Linked DNA regions of Homo sapiens: region 1 is linked to region 2. Evidence: read pairs that join two places in POLR2A ChIA-PET (ENCODE). Cell type or tissue: CD4-positive, alpha-beta T cell. All regions are shown on one strand. Each heading gives the region's core, and the rest is flanking DNA. Links, peaks and the distances in the headings are about the cores only.

Region 1 (2,500 bases), core at 1-2,500, 97 kb before region 2:
ATCTGACCTGAATCAAATCCTGGCCAGATGGTCAGAGCACTCTGGAATGTGGGCTGTTCTTTTTTTTTTTTTTTAGGTGGAATTTTACACTTTTAGCCCAGGCTGCAGTGCAATGGCGCAATCTCAGCTCACTGCAACCTGTGCCTCCCAGGTTCAAGCGATTCTCCTGCCTCAGCCTCCTGTGTATATGGGATTACAGGCATGTGCCACCACACCCAGCTAATTTTTTGTATTTTTAGTAGAGACGGTGTTTCGCCATGTTGCCCAGGCTGGTGTTGAACTCCTGACTTCAGGTGATCTGCCCATCTCAGCCTCCCAAAGTGCTGGGATTATAGGCGCAAGCCACTGCGCCTGGCTTTTTTTTTTTTTTTGAGACAGAGCCTTGCTCTGTCCCCCAGGCTGGAGTGCAGTGATGTGATCTTGGCTCACTGCAACCTCTGCCTCCTGGGTTCAAGCAGTTTTCATGTCTCAGCCTCCTGAGTAGCTGGAACTCCAGGCATGCACTACCACGCCCAGCTAACTTTTGTATTTTTAGTAGAGACGGTATTTCACCATGTTGCCCAGGCTGGTCTTGAACTTCTGACCTCAAGTGATCCTCCCACCTCAGCCTCCCAGCGTGAGCCACTGCGCCCAGCCAGGATGTTCTACAGGCCTTCAAAGATTTGGAGATCAAGAACAGCAGAGGCAGAGTATGGGGAAAATAGAGACAGAACAGCCAAATCTAGGTGTCAACCTTGATTGGATTCTGGGTCAAAAGCTACCAAGGACATTTTGGAGGACAATTAGGAAACTTTGAGTCCAGACTGCATGTTAGATCATTCTGTTGAGTTAATGTTGATTCTCTTATCAGGTGTGAAGATGGTGTTATGGTGATGTAAGAGGACGGCTCTATTCTGAGTGATGCAAGATCCAACATTTAGGCATGAAATGCCATGATGACAGCCGCCTACTTTAGCAAAAGGGAAGTTGTGTGTGTGTGTGTGTGTGTGTGTGTGTGTGTGTGTGTGTGTGTGTTTTTACGCGTATGCATATAAATAGAGGAAGTCGCTGCAGCTAGATGGTGAATCTACGTGAGGAGTATCTGGCTGTTCCTTGTACTGTTCTTTCAACTTTCTGTGGGTTTGAAAATTTTCAAAACAAGACAAAAAATGTTTTTCAAGCACTGTTTGAGAGGATAGGAAATAGAAATGGCTCTTATTAAAGAGCCATTCAGAAGACTGTTTTCTTCTATTTCCTTTTCCCCCACGACTATGACCCTCAGTGCCAGCGATTTCTCCTTTCCATAAACTTTTGTTTGACCTTAAATCATTGTGACACCACTGAGCAGGGAATCTCAATAATGGCTGACATATCTGGTAGCAAAAGGAAATGAAGTATTTTTATTTTCTCAGGGAACTAAAGGTTATCTTCTAAATTCAAATTTTTTTTTTTTTTTTTAAAGATGAAGTGTTGCTCTGTCACCCAGGCTGCAGGGAAGTGGTGTGATCTTGGCTCACTGCAACCTCCGCCTCCCAGGTTCAAACAATTCTCCTGTCTCAGCCTCCCGACTAGCTGGGACTACAGGCGCGGGCCAGCACACCTGGCTAATTTTTGTATTTTTAGTAGAGAAGGGGTTTCACCATGTTGGCCAGCCTGGTCTCGAACTTCTGGTCTCAAGTGATCCACCTGCCTTGGTCTCCCAAAGTGCTGGGATTACAGGCATGAGCCACTGCACCCAGCCTCAAATTTCTTATATTGAGCTTCAACTATGCAAGATCCCATGAGAGGAATGATATACCAAGATGAACAACAATATGGTCTCTGCCTTCAAGGGGTATAAAATCTAACCCATACAAATGGGCTCCCAAGCATTTTTTGAGTGGTTATTATGAGCTAAACAAACACTAGGACTAGGGATCCAATTATTGAACAAGATACAGGGGCCATCAAAAAGTTCCTTTTCTTTTGAGAAATACAAATATATTAATTTCAATATATTACATAAGGTTTATGATAAGACCTTTATCATGTTCTAAAAATTATAACCAAGAATCTAGCAACAGTTTCTGAACAAAGAGTACCTCTGAGCCATGGCTTGGATTAAAGTTCAGAGTATTTTTCAGACAAAGCAGTAGGCATTGCAGGGAGATGGAACAGAGCATGCAAAAGCATGAGGGCATGAAATGAGCATGAGGTCTTTGGGGATCAACAACTAGTTAAATATGGCTGGAGGGTGGGTACTTGGGGCAGTAAGAGAGACAGAGCTCGGAACTGCAGCTTAACTTGGGCTAGTAGATAAAGAGCTTCCATCCTATCCTGAAGAGTTTGAACTGTATCCTGAAGGCAATGGGGAGCCAGGAGGAGACTTTGGAGATAAATGATATGATCATCAGGTGCTTATCTTAGATAAGTCTAGTGGTGGAGTGGCAGGAGATTTGGAGGGAGATGAGCCAGCAAGACTTGGTTAATAGTTTGTAATAGTGCTGGTGAGAGATGCTGAGCACCTAAACCAAGATGGGAA
Region 2 (10,500 bases), core at 3,997-6,496:
ACCTTTTAGTCCAACCATAGATCATTCTACTTGTTTCTTGATTAAAATGCTCACTTCCTGTCTCCACCTCAGCTGAAACTGGCCTCTCCACCTGAAATGTACCATCTGTTGAGCCTGATGGATCTTTTAGGTGTCTCTCAAATGCTCCCTCCTGCGTAAAACTGTCCCGATGCATCCCACAGGTGCCATCCGTGATGCTCTCACCCCTAGGTTCCCAGCACACGCTGTACTTGCATGAGGATGTGACCCCTGGTCACACTCTTTTTCATCTTAAGCATGTCCATGTGAACTCCCCATTAAATTACACATTCTTGCAGCGGAGCAGCTGAATTCTATGAATGTCTGAGTTCACTACATTGCCTGGTGTGTCACCCTACGTATCAGATACACTCTCACTTACGCTGGTATATTTGCATGAACAAAATTGTGCTTCTGTTTACAGCTGTTTCTAATATATTTGTTTAATTAGCATTAAATAGGTTTTGCCTCTCTTACAGATTTTGGAGAAATGAAAACGTTTTTTTGCTTTTTAAAAAGTATGTCAATCTACACAACTATAATCAAATGATTTTTGAGCAATGTGCAAAGGCAATTAGAGAAAGGATAGTCTTTCTAACAAATGGTGCTAGAATAATTGGACAGCAATATGCAAAGATATAATCTAGATGTGGACATTACAACTTTCACAAGAATTAAGTAAATCATAGACCTATGTATGTAATGTAAATCACAAAACTATAAAACTCCTAGATGATAACATAGGAAATAATCTAGGTGGCTTTGGGGATAACTTTGATACAACAACAAAAGAATGTTCCCTTAAGGAAAAAATAGATGTGTAGGATTTCATTAAAATTAAAAACCTTCTTCCGAGAAAGATGCTGTTAAGGCAATGAAAGACAAGTAACAGACTGAAAAATATTTGGAAAATACACACTAAGAAAGACTGTATCAAAAATTTACAAAGAACACTTAAAACTAAACAATATGAAAATCCAATTTTTAAAATAAGCAAAAGATCTGAAGAGACACTTCACCAAAGAAGATAGGCTAATAAGCATATGAAAAGATATCACCTGTCATTGGGGAATTACAAATTAAAACAGGCCAGGCGTGGTGGCTCACGCCTGTAATCCCAGCACTTTGGGAGGCCGAGGCAGGCGGATCACGAGGTCATGAGGTCAGGAGATCGAGACCATCCTGGCTAACACAGTGAAACCCCGTCTCTACTAAAAATACAAAAAAAAAATTAGCTGGGCGTGGTGGTGGGCACCTGTAGTTCCAGCTACTGGGGAGGCTGAGGCAGGAGAATGGCGTGAACCTGGGAGGCGGAGCTTGCAGTGAGCCAAGGTTGCGCCACTGCACTCCGGCCTGGGTGACAGAGCGAGACTCTGTCTCAAAAAAAAAGAAAAAAAATTAAAACGATAATGAAGTACCACTACATACTTATTAGAATGCTTAAAATCCAGAAAATTGACAATATCAAATGCTAGCAAAAATGTGGAGCAACAAGAACTCTCACCCAGAATTGGCAGGAATGCAAAATGGTGCAGTCAATTTGGAAGACAGTTTCTTAAAAGCTGAACACAGTCTTAACACATGATCCAGCGACTGCCCGCTGAGGTATTTTCCCATTTAGGCAAAAACTTACGTCCACACAAAAATCTGCACATCAATGTTTATAGGATCTTTGTTCGTAACTGCCAAAAACTGGAAGCAATCAAGACATCCTTCAACAGGTGAATGGACAAAGAAACTACGGTATATCCATACAATGAAATATTATTCAAAAGCTATCAAGCCACAAAAAGATGCGGAGGAACCTCAAGTGCATACATAGTGCTAGGTGAAAGATGTCAGTCTGAAATGGCTATATACTATTTGACTCCAATTATATGACATCCAGAAAGAGACAAAACTTCAGAGACAGTAGAACAATCAGTGGTTGCCAGGGGTCGGGGGAAGGATGAAGAACTAAAGCACAGAGGAATTTTAGGGAAGTGACACTATTCTGTGTGATACTGTAATGGTGGATACATGACATCATGCATTTGTCAAAACTCGCGGAACTTTAGAGCACTAGAATAAACCTTTGGGGAAACCAAGAAATAATGTAGATTGTCACAAGAGAATCTAAATGAATCGACCTCACTAAACAGGGTGAGGGAAAAGACGCTGACTTAAATAACGCTGGAAACATATAGAGTCTATAAGACTAAAAGCATAAAGAACTGCATTTCAGCTCTGTACTATAGTTGATAAAGTTGTTTTCCCCAGGGGTATGGAGTCACAACTCTGGATACTACTGTACATGTACACTGGAATTAAACAAAAAAATGAATGGCAGATGATGGGAGCCAGGTTTCTTACTGTTGGAGCGAGAATTTTGCAAGAAAACCTAAACAAAACCCATTCTGTCCAACTGGATTTGATTTACTGTCATGAAAACAGCACAGAAAATCTCAGGGTCCTGACACTAGTTCAAATATGACTCTAAAGGAAGCCAGCATAAGGTCCAAGTAGCCCTCACAATGTGTTTCTAGAGAACATGCCCAAAACGCAGCTCGATACCCAGTTATTTTTTTTTAATGACTCACATGACACGACTGGAATGTGTTTCTATGGGGGTTCCACTGCAAGACGTCATGAAGTAACTCTTCAGTATAGTGTTTAATGAGGAGGGATGCAAAAGAAATTGGGAGATTACAGCCATCTCTTTTTCCCCACTAACTAATTTGTTGTTGTTAAATGAAAAAATAATACACGCAAAGGATCTGGGTGTATATATGCATATATAATACATACACATACATACATATACAAAAAAGCATCTGCCATAAAAACCCCACAGCTCTCCTGAGGAAGACCATTCGTACTAGTTTCCTGTGTCTCCTTCAGGCACAGTCAATGCATGTATAAACACAGTATGCATGTGTGTGTATATGCACGCTCACGTGTGTGCAGATAAATACACGCACTGCTTTTTTAAAAATGCAAATAAAAGTGTTCCACATTTTGCTTCTCTTACCTAACAGAATCTTAGAGACAGTTAACCTGTCAGGATATACAGTTCTCTCACCTTCTTCTTCTTTTTTTTTTTTTTTTTTTTTTTTTTGAGACAGAGTCTTCCTCTGTCATCCAGGCTGGAGTGCAGCGGCATGATCTCAGCTCACTGCAACCTCAGCCTCCCGGGTTCAAGCGATTCTCCTGCCTTAGTCTCCTGAGTAGCTAGGATTACAGACATGCATCACCATGCCTAGCTAATTTTGCTAATTTTTGTATTTCTAGTAGAGACGGGGTTTCACCATGTTGGCCAGGCTGGTTTCGAACTCCTGACCTTGTGATCTGCCTGCCTCGCCCTCCCAAAATGCTGGGATTATAGGGGCGAGCCACTGTGCCCAGCCAAAATACTACATCTTAAATTGAAAATCGAGTAATAAAAATAGCAACTACCCAGCCCTTGAACAGGAGCTATGTTTCTACCATTGAACTGAGCACTTTACATGTGCCCACTTAATCTTTACAACTACTCTATGAATTAAATCAGTCCATGATGATAAAATTAAGTGTGTGATATACATTTTTAAAAAAGCAATCGTGTGGGAAATGCTCTCAGCTAATATTTCCACAACACTCTACAATTTCCAAAGTACTTTACCTACAATTTGCTCTATCACCCTGTGAGGTGGGTAGGGCAGCCATTAATTAGCATTTTCATTAAATAGGGTCAAAGAATGTTGTGTGACCTGAGTCATATCATACAGCAATTACCAGGCCAGAGAAGCAACAGGTACCCCCTTTTTTTTTTTTTTTTGTGAGGCGGAGTCTAGCTCTGTCACCCATGCTGGAGTGCAGTGGCGTGATCTTGGCTCACTGCAGCCTCCACTTCCTGGGTTCAAGCGAATCTCCTGCCTCAGCCTCCCAAGTAGCTAGGATTATAGGCGCACGCTGCCACGCCAGGCTAATTTTTGTATTTTCAGTAGAGACAGATGACCATGTTGGCCAGGCTGGTCTCAAACTTCTGACCTCAAGGTGATCCACCCGCCTCAGCCTCCCAAAGTGCTGGGATTACAGGTGTAAGCCACCGTGCCCAGCCCACTCAAGTCTTTTAACATTAAATCCTTGCAGATCATGCCAGATCTCCCCTAGAGTGCAGTAGCACATCTGCTGACTGACAAGTTTACGTCCAAAGTGATACCATATTAGTGGCCACTATGGTCATCTGTGGACGATCATCAAGTCAGCATGGTTCCATTCTGGCACATAGGTTGGTTTGTATGTATGGATCTCTATGGTGGTGGTGGTGATGGTGGTAACAGCAGTACTAACACCACTAGTAGTAACAGTACAAGTAGTACTTCCAGCAGCAACATTAGTGGCAGAGGAATAACAAAAGCTATCATGTACCAAGGGCTTACTGTGTCAGCTTTCATTTAATTTTAGCAACTCTATGAGGTAGATATTATTGTCATCCCCATTCTACAGATGCATAACCTGAAGTGCAGGGTGGTTAATTAACTGTCTAGGGTCACAAGGCTCATGCTTAATTAACACAGCTGAGCTTCAAATCCAGGCATCGTGACAGCCAAGCCAGCACTAAGCACCACTAGCTATGCGGCTCTTCCTGAAAGGTGCAAATTCAGGAAAGGGGGAGTTCCTGTAGTTCCAACGTATTCATTATTTAACAATGGAGTATACTTCCTGGTACATATTTCCTGAATATTTCTGAATGAAATTTATCACAATAGCTATCTTGGTAGCAGCCCAAAATAGAAATCAACTTCTGAGCATTAAAACCCACGAGATGATACATTTAGTTAGAGTGAGGGCTTGTAAACCACAGCCTGCCAGCCATATCCGGCCTGCCACCTGTTCTTGTAAATAAAGTTTTATTGGAACACAGCCACACATTGTCTGTGACCACTTCCACAATACAATAGCAAAGCCTAAAATACTTACTATCTTGCCAGTTACAGAAGTTTACTAATCTCTTGAGTTAGAGAATAAAAGCTAGACAAACAGGGTGCTCAACTGGTGCAAATTGAGTTGTGCTCTAGAGATAATTACACACCAGATTTCAAAAACTTAGTATGAAAAAATAAAGTATCTCATTAATCATTTTGAAATTTATTACATGTTGAAAGGATAACATTTTGGATATAGTAAAAAAAATATGTTGTTAAAACTGCTTTCACAAAAAAAACAATTTTTTTTTACACTTCTAAATGTGGCTACTAGAAAACCTAAATTAGACATGGTGCTCACATTCTATTCCTATTGAACAGTGTTATTCTAAAAAGTTAGGGCTTCTGGTTTATAAGGACTTGGAGAGTAAAACAACAAGGCTTAAAATTCTAATTTGATTACAATTTTGTTTGATACCTGCAGCATGTTTTGTATAAATACACTGTCAGACTATTTTGATATAAGGCTTGCATGTTTAGAGACTAACACATATTCCTTTTCATAACATTACCCATTTTTCAAAGATAAAAAACAATGCTCATGCAAATACTGTGAAATAAAGGCCCCATGAAGGGTTCTCACGAGGCTAATGACTCTGAACAAATAAATCAAACACGAAGAATTTCCATTAACATCAAATAAAGTGTCAAATAATCTTTCAAGATCAAGACAATGATTCTCAAACAACATATAACTAACTACTTTCCCTAACAAATTTATATTTAGTTTTCAGGGATCCCCCAAAAGATTCCTAGGACATTAACTTTGATTTTTGTTTTTTAAAACAAACTGTTGAAGCCAGCATCTTCCTTGCCTATGGGGATGCTGAAACAGAGCCAGCGCTGAGGACAGAGCTGTAATAAAGCTGGATTAAACAAGATAAAACTGGGGCACATACACTCCGATCCTTCCCCCCAGCCCAAAAAAAAAAAAAAAAAAACTAGCAAAGAAATGCCTGGAAAAGCTATGCCTAACAGCTCTCCAGTGTTTAGTACAAGCCCTTTCTCTTTAATTATGTCCATGGGACATTCACTCATTTGAATCTTGGCTGCCTCTGTGCCTGGTCACATACTTGTTTCCAAAACACACAAGTGGCCTGAAAATCACGTGTTGAGCGTGTGATTGAATGCTTCCTTGAGCTCTAGGAACATAGGCCGCCCTCCGCCATGGCTTCTTCCTTCCATTCTGGTTTCTGCCTCCTGGCTTCCTGCCTTTCACAGCCCTGCACCTGCCGCTCCAACTTCCTCTCTCTCAATGGCCCTGCGTGTGCATGGACTACTGCACACGGCCAGGGTCGCTTGTCTCCTCTCCTGCACACTGGACAGATTTCTCAACTCTGCCTCCTTCTGCGGGCTGCCCTCTGGGGAAACCCTGTAGGCAGATCCCAAACTTCAGGCCACACACCAGCTTGCACACCAACTCCTTGGGGATGAGGTACCTGGGGACTTTCTTTTGGCTCCCACCCCTCCAGCTCTTTGGGAAGATAGAAAGCAGAACTGCCTTTTGCTGCAAAAAGGGAACCCCTGGATCGCCAAAACTAGAGCTTTTTAATTTTCAACACTGAAAAAAAAAAAAGCTACATATAGTCTCCTTCCTGAATTAAAAGTTAAACGGCATATAATGACACCTAATATTTAAATATGAATTACCATGTACCAAGGCTTTCCATGAGTCTAATTGAATATCCAAGAGCCAGTGGGCAAGACAAGACTATTATTCCATTATATACCTGGAGACCCTGATCCAAGTGGAGTGGCTTGCTCAAGGTCACACGACTACTGTGCACTAGGACCTGTGTCTAGTTCTGTGCCCTTCGTCCTCGTGGGAAAACCAGAAGAGCGTGACTCCAAGTGTGGCCTGGGACGGCTGCCTGTCCATGGCAAGATGGCCACCAAAGGTGAGAATAAGCATTTAGGAACTCTTACAGCGATCTGATGTGGCTGCATCGTTTTTACTGTATTTTTTTACTGTATTTTTCTTTTCTTTTCTTTTAAGCAGCAGCAAGAAGGGGACCCTTTTCTTTTCTTTTAAGCACAGCGTGGAAGGGGACCCGAGTGGGTTGCCGATTTTTACTGTATTTTTCAAATGCACCAGTCCTCAATGAATTGGCAATGAAAAACAAAACACTGCTCTTTTGACTCTTTGAGATGCATTGTTCTAGAAGGTACTAAGGTCAATTTTGAGTTAAAGCTCCTAAGATATTTATTTGTATTGGTGTATATAAAAATCCACTGTTATTACAATATTATTCTGTAATTTTGCATGACGTACTAAACTTTCTCTTCCTATAGTTTAACATCAAGTCAGACTCAATGGATAAGAAAGTGTCCTTATTTAAATTCTTCTTCAAAACTACCACAAGTCTAAAACGTGGATTCAGAAAATCTGATATTACATCTATTAAAAGTTACCTAAATTGTACAACGATAAAATCCAAATATTTTTGTATTTCTCTCTACCTTCACCCCTTCCACTCTTCATCTAAAGTTGTATTTTCTATTTTTTTTTTTTTTTTGAGACGGAGTCTCACTGTGTCACCCAGGCTGGAGTGCAGTGGCGCGATCTTGGCTCACTGCAAGTTCTGCCTCCCGGGTTCACACCATTCTCCTGCCTCAGCCTCCCGGGTAGCTGGGACTACAGGCACCACACCCGGCTAATTTTTTGTATTTTTAGTAGAGATGGGGTTTCACCGTGTTAGCCAGAATGGTCTCGATCTCCTGACCTTGTGATCCACCCGCCTCGGCCTCCCAAAGTGCTGGGATCACAGGCGTGAGCCACCGCACCCAGCCTAAAGTTTTATTTTCTAGTGTGGCCCAACAGCAACGCTTTGCTAAAAGAACTCCAACTGTACCCCAGCCAACCCTACGAACTCATCCACTCACTTTCTCAGCTTCCTGTGGAGTGAGGCTCAGCAACCAGGCCCAGTCCTGGCCAAAGAACCAAGCAGAGAAACGAGGAAGATGTCACGCAAAACTACTGAGGGGCTCCTGGGGAAGATTTTCCTTCCTAATTAAAGGAAGAGGGGCACCGAGGGGAGTCTCTTTGGTCCCAACCCTGATTCTTTCCAGGATTAATGTTTACTCTAAGAGGGTGAGGTCTTTATTTGCTTTACTCAGAGATGTATCACAATGGCATAACAGATGCTCATTGAAAAAAATGGAATGACAATGTTTTGTGAGGAGGTGATGGCTGTAGCTATGGCAACCATTTTGTAACCTTGAGGAAGGACCAAGAGAACTACAGGCACATGGATCCAAGTCCTGACCCTGTGGAGCCTCTAAACAAACGCTTCTTATTAAATGTGGGGTTTTTACATATTAACCGTGTAGGTCATTATTGGCAGAATTACTCTGTCTTAGTGCTGAAAAGTTGGACTCTGCCTGGAGAGAGAGAAGGGTATGTGACATACCGGTACAGTCTGTTGGTAGATGGAAGAGGTGCTGTGGTGGAAGGGAAGGATTATCCCTGGGAAGGAGGGAGGCTTATGGGGAAGGGGCTTAGTCCTCAGTGGATTAAGGTGCATGGAGATATTGCAAGGCTTGTATATAGTTTAAAACTCTTCAGTGGTTAACACTGTGAGCCTCAAAAATAACCAGAAGACAAATCAGTATGGAGCAGAGGTCAACAGGGGCAGCATCAGCTGGTACGGGATGCCAAAACCAGAGGGACATCACGGGGCAGTGTCAAGTTCAAGCCCAGCCAGAGAAGCCAGAAACAAAGACAGAATACAGAGACCCAGGTTCCCTGGCCCCTGTGAGAATTACTAGGTGGGGGCCACATCTGAAGCAGCTAAATGCCTAGACAACCTGAGATGGGAGAGACTTAGGAACTCAAATATATTCAAAATATAGAGAGGATCTGACAAAGGCAGAAAGACAGGGATGCAGCACGCTGCGGAGGATGGAAGGTGGGGTGGCTGATGTTAGATGCTCTCAGTCCTTTGATGAATTACAAGGTGAGGTCGTGGGCTGTCATGGGAAGGTTGAAATCAGGTTCAGGGATGTGGGAAGGTATGGGGGGAGTTGGTGAAGAGCAGGGAGGCCACCTCCAAGGCTGGCACAAGTATGTACTAGCATTGATCAAAACACACTTTTTTTTTTTTTTTTTTGGAGACTGAGTCTCGCTCTGTCGCCCAGGCTGGAGTGCAGTGGCACGATCTTGGCTCACTGCAACCTCCACCCCCTGGGTTCAAGCAATTCTCTGCCACAGCCTCCTGAGTAGCTGGGATTACAGGTGCCCGCCACCATACCTGGCTAATTTTTGTATTTTTAGTAGAGATGGGAGTTCACCATCTTGGCCAGGCTGGTCTTGAACTCCTGACCTCATGAGCCACCCACCTCAGCCTCCCAAAGTGCTGGGATTACAGGCATGAGCCACCACGCCCAGTTTTGTTTTGTTTTGTTTTTAAGATGGAGTCTCACTCTTGTCACCCAGGCAGGAGTGCAGTCATGAGATCTCGGCTCACTGCAACCTCTGCCTCCCAGGTTCAAGCGATTCTCCTGCCTCAGCCTCCTGAGTGAGTAGTTAGGACTACAGGTGTGTGCCACCATGCCTGGCTAATTTTTTGTATTTTGAGTAAGAACAGGGTTTCACCATGTTGGCCAGGCTGGTCTCTAACTCCTGACCTCAAGCAATTCGCCCACCTTGGCCTCCCAAAGTGCTGGGATTACAGGCGTGAGCCACCACGCCAGGCCAAAACATGCTTCTTGATATTGTCCAGCAACCCTGTGGAATTGGAGACAGAGAGGAAAGCGTGGACATTACCCAAGACAAGGCTGGCAATCTGGACAGCGTGGAGGGCATGAAGCCCCAGGAGGTGACGGAGGCCACCAGCTTGGGATAGGGCGGCTCCCCATCTCCTGCCTGGCCTGGGAGTGTTGTCACGTGCTGTGTTCACTCTGGGATCATTCACGGCTGGACACATGACTTGAGAACTCATTTTTTAGTATGCATGCTATGCTGCCATCAGAAAAAAATGGAAGGCTGAGTGATAAACCAAGCAAGGAAAGAAAATGAGGAAATTCTGAAGGGGGTTCATGGAGATACCAAGAGCAAGGAGGGACTGAGGGGGTCTGTGTGAGGAATAGGAGCAGGTCCGTGCTCTCCTGGAAGGGTGAGAGATAAAGCTGAAGGGGAACATTTCATATTTTGAGTAGATCATATAAACTTAAAATTAGGGGTTTAATAATTCAACATATAAGAAAATGGATACTGCAAATCAATTAAAGTATGCTGAAAGAGACTTTCAGAAAAACCCAAAGAAACAAAGGAAGGAAGGAGGGCAGGAGGGAAGGAAGGAGGGATGGAGAGAGGGACTACAGATTTGTTCCAAATCAGACCCAAAGCCCTGGTGAAGACAACAGAAGGTTCAACCCTTTGCACAAATCCCATCTGGAAATCCTCACAGGGTAGCCTCCCCCTTGGGTATAATCTGTTGCCCTTTTATCTAGTGAACCTAACGAAACCTTTTTATCTGGCTAAACTAAACCTCCATCTCACTCTATTCATCTGTGTTCTATTTCTACTTCTCTGTCC

The links. Peaks named below come from ENCODE experiments on the same cell type or tissue, not always from the same donor. Only the 100,000 strongest peaks of a DNase experiment are listed, where the experiment ranks them.
Region 1: POLR2A ChIA-PET joins it to region 2 with 5 read pairs; 4 of 35 experiments call an interaction of 5 or more read pairs at or near these places.

What each region holds. Positions count from the first base shown.
Region 1 is chr5:16,628,604-16,631,103 of GRCh38, forward strand. It overlaps RETREG1-AS1 (RETREG1 antisense RNA 1), which reads left to right. Exons shown (of 4, transcript NR_109946.1): 4 at 851-1,366. Among named protein-coding and RNA genes, the nearest start is that of RETREG1, 13 kb to the left of the region's middle. In CD4-positive, alpha-beta T cell, for the core only: no CTCF peak of the experiment used is centred there; a DNase peak (open chromatin) is centred at 998; H3K4me3 peaks cover 637 bases; H3K27ac peaks cover 1,349 bases.
Region 2 is chr5:16,721,990-16,732,489 of GRCh38, forward strand. All of the region lies in intron 19 of MYO10 (myosin X), which reads right to left. Among named protein-coding and RNA genes, the nearest start is that of RETREG1, 110 kb to the left of the region's middle. RefSeq lists an enhancer at 1-336. In CD4-positive, alpha-beta T cell, for the core only: no CTCF peak of the experiment used is centred there; no DNase peak of the experiment used is centred there.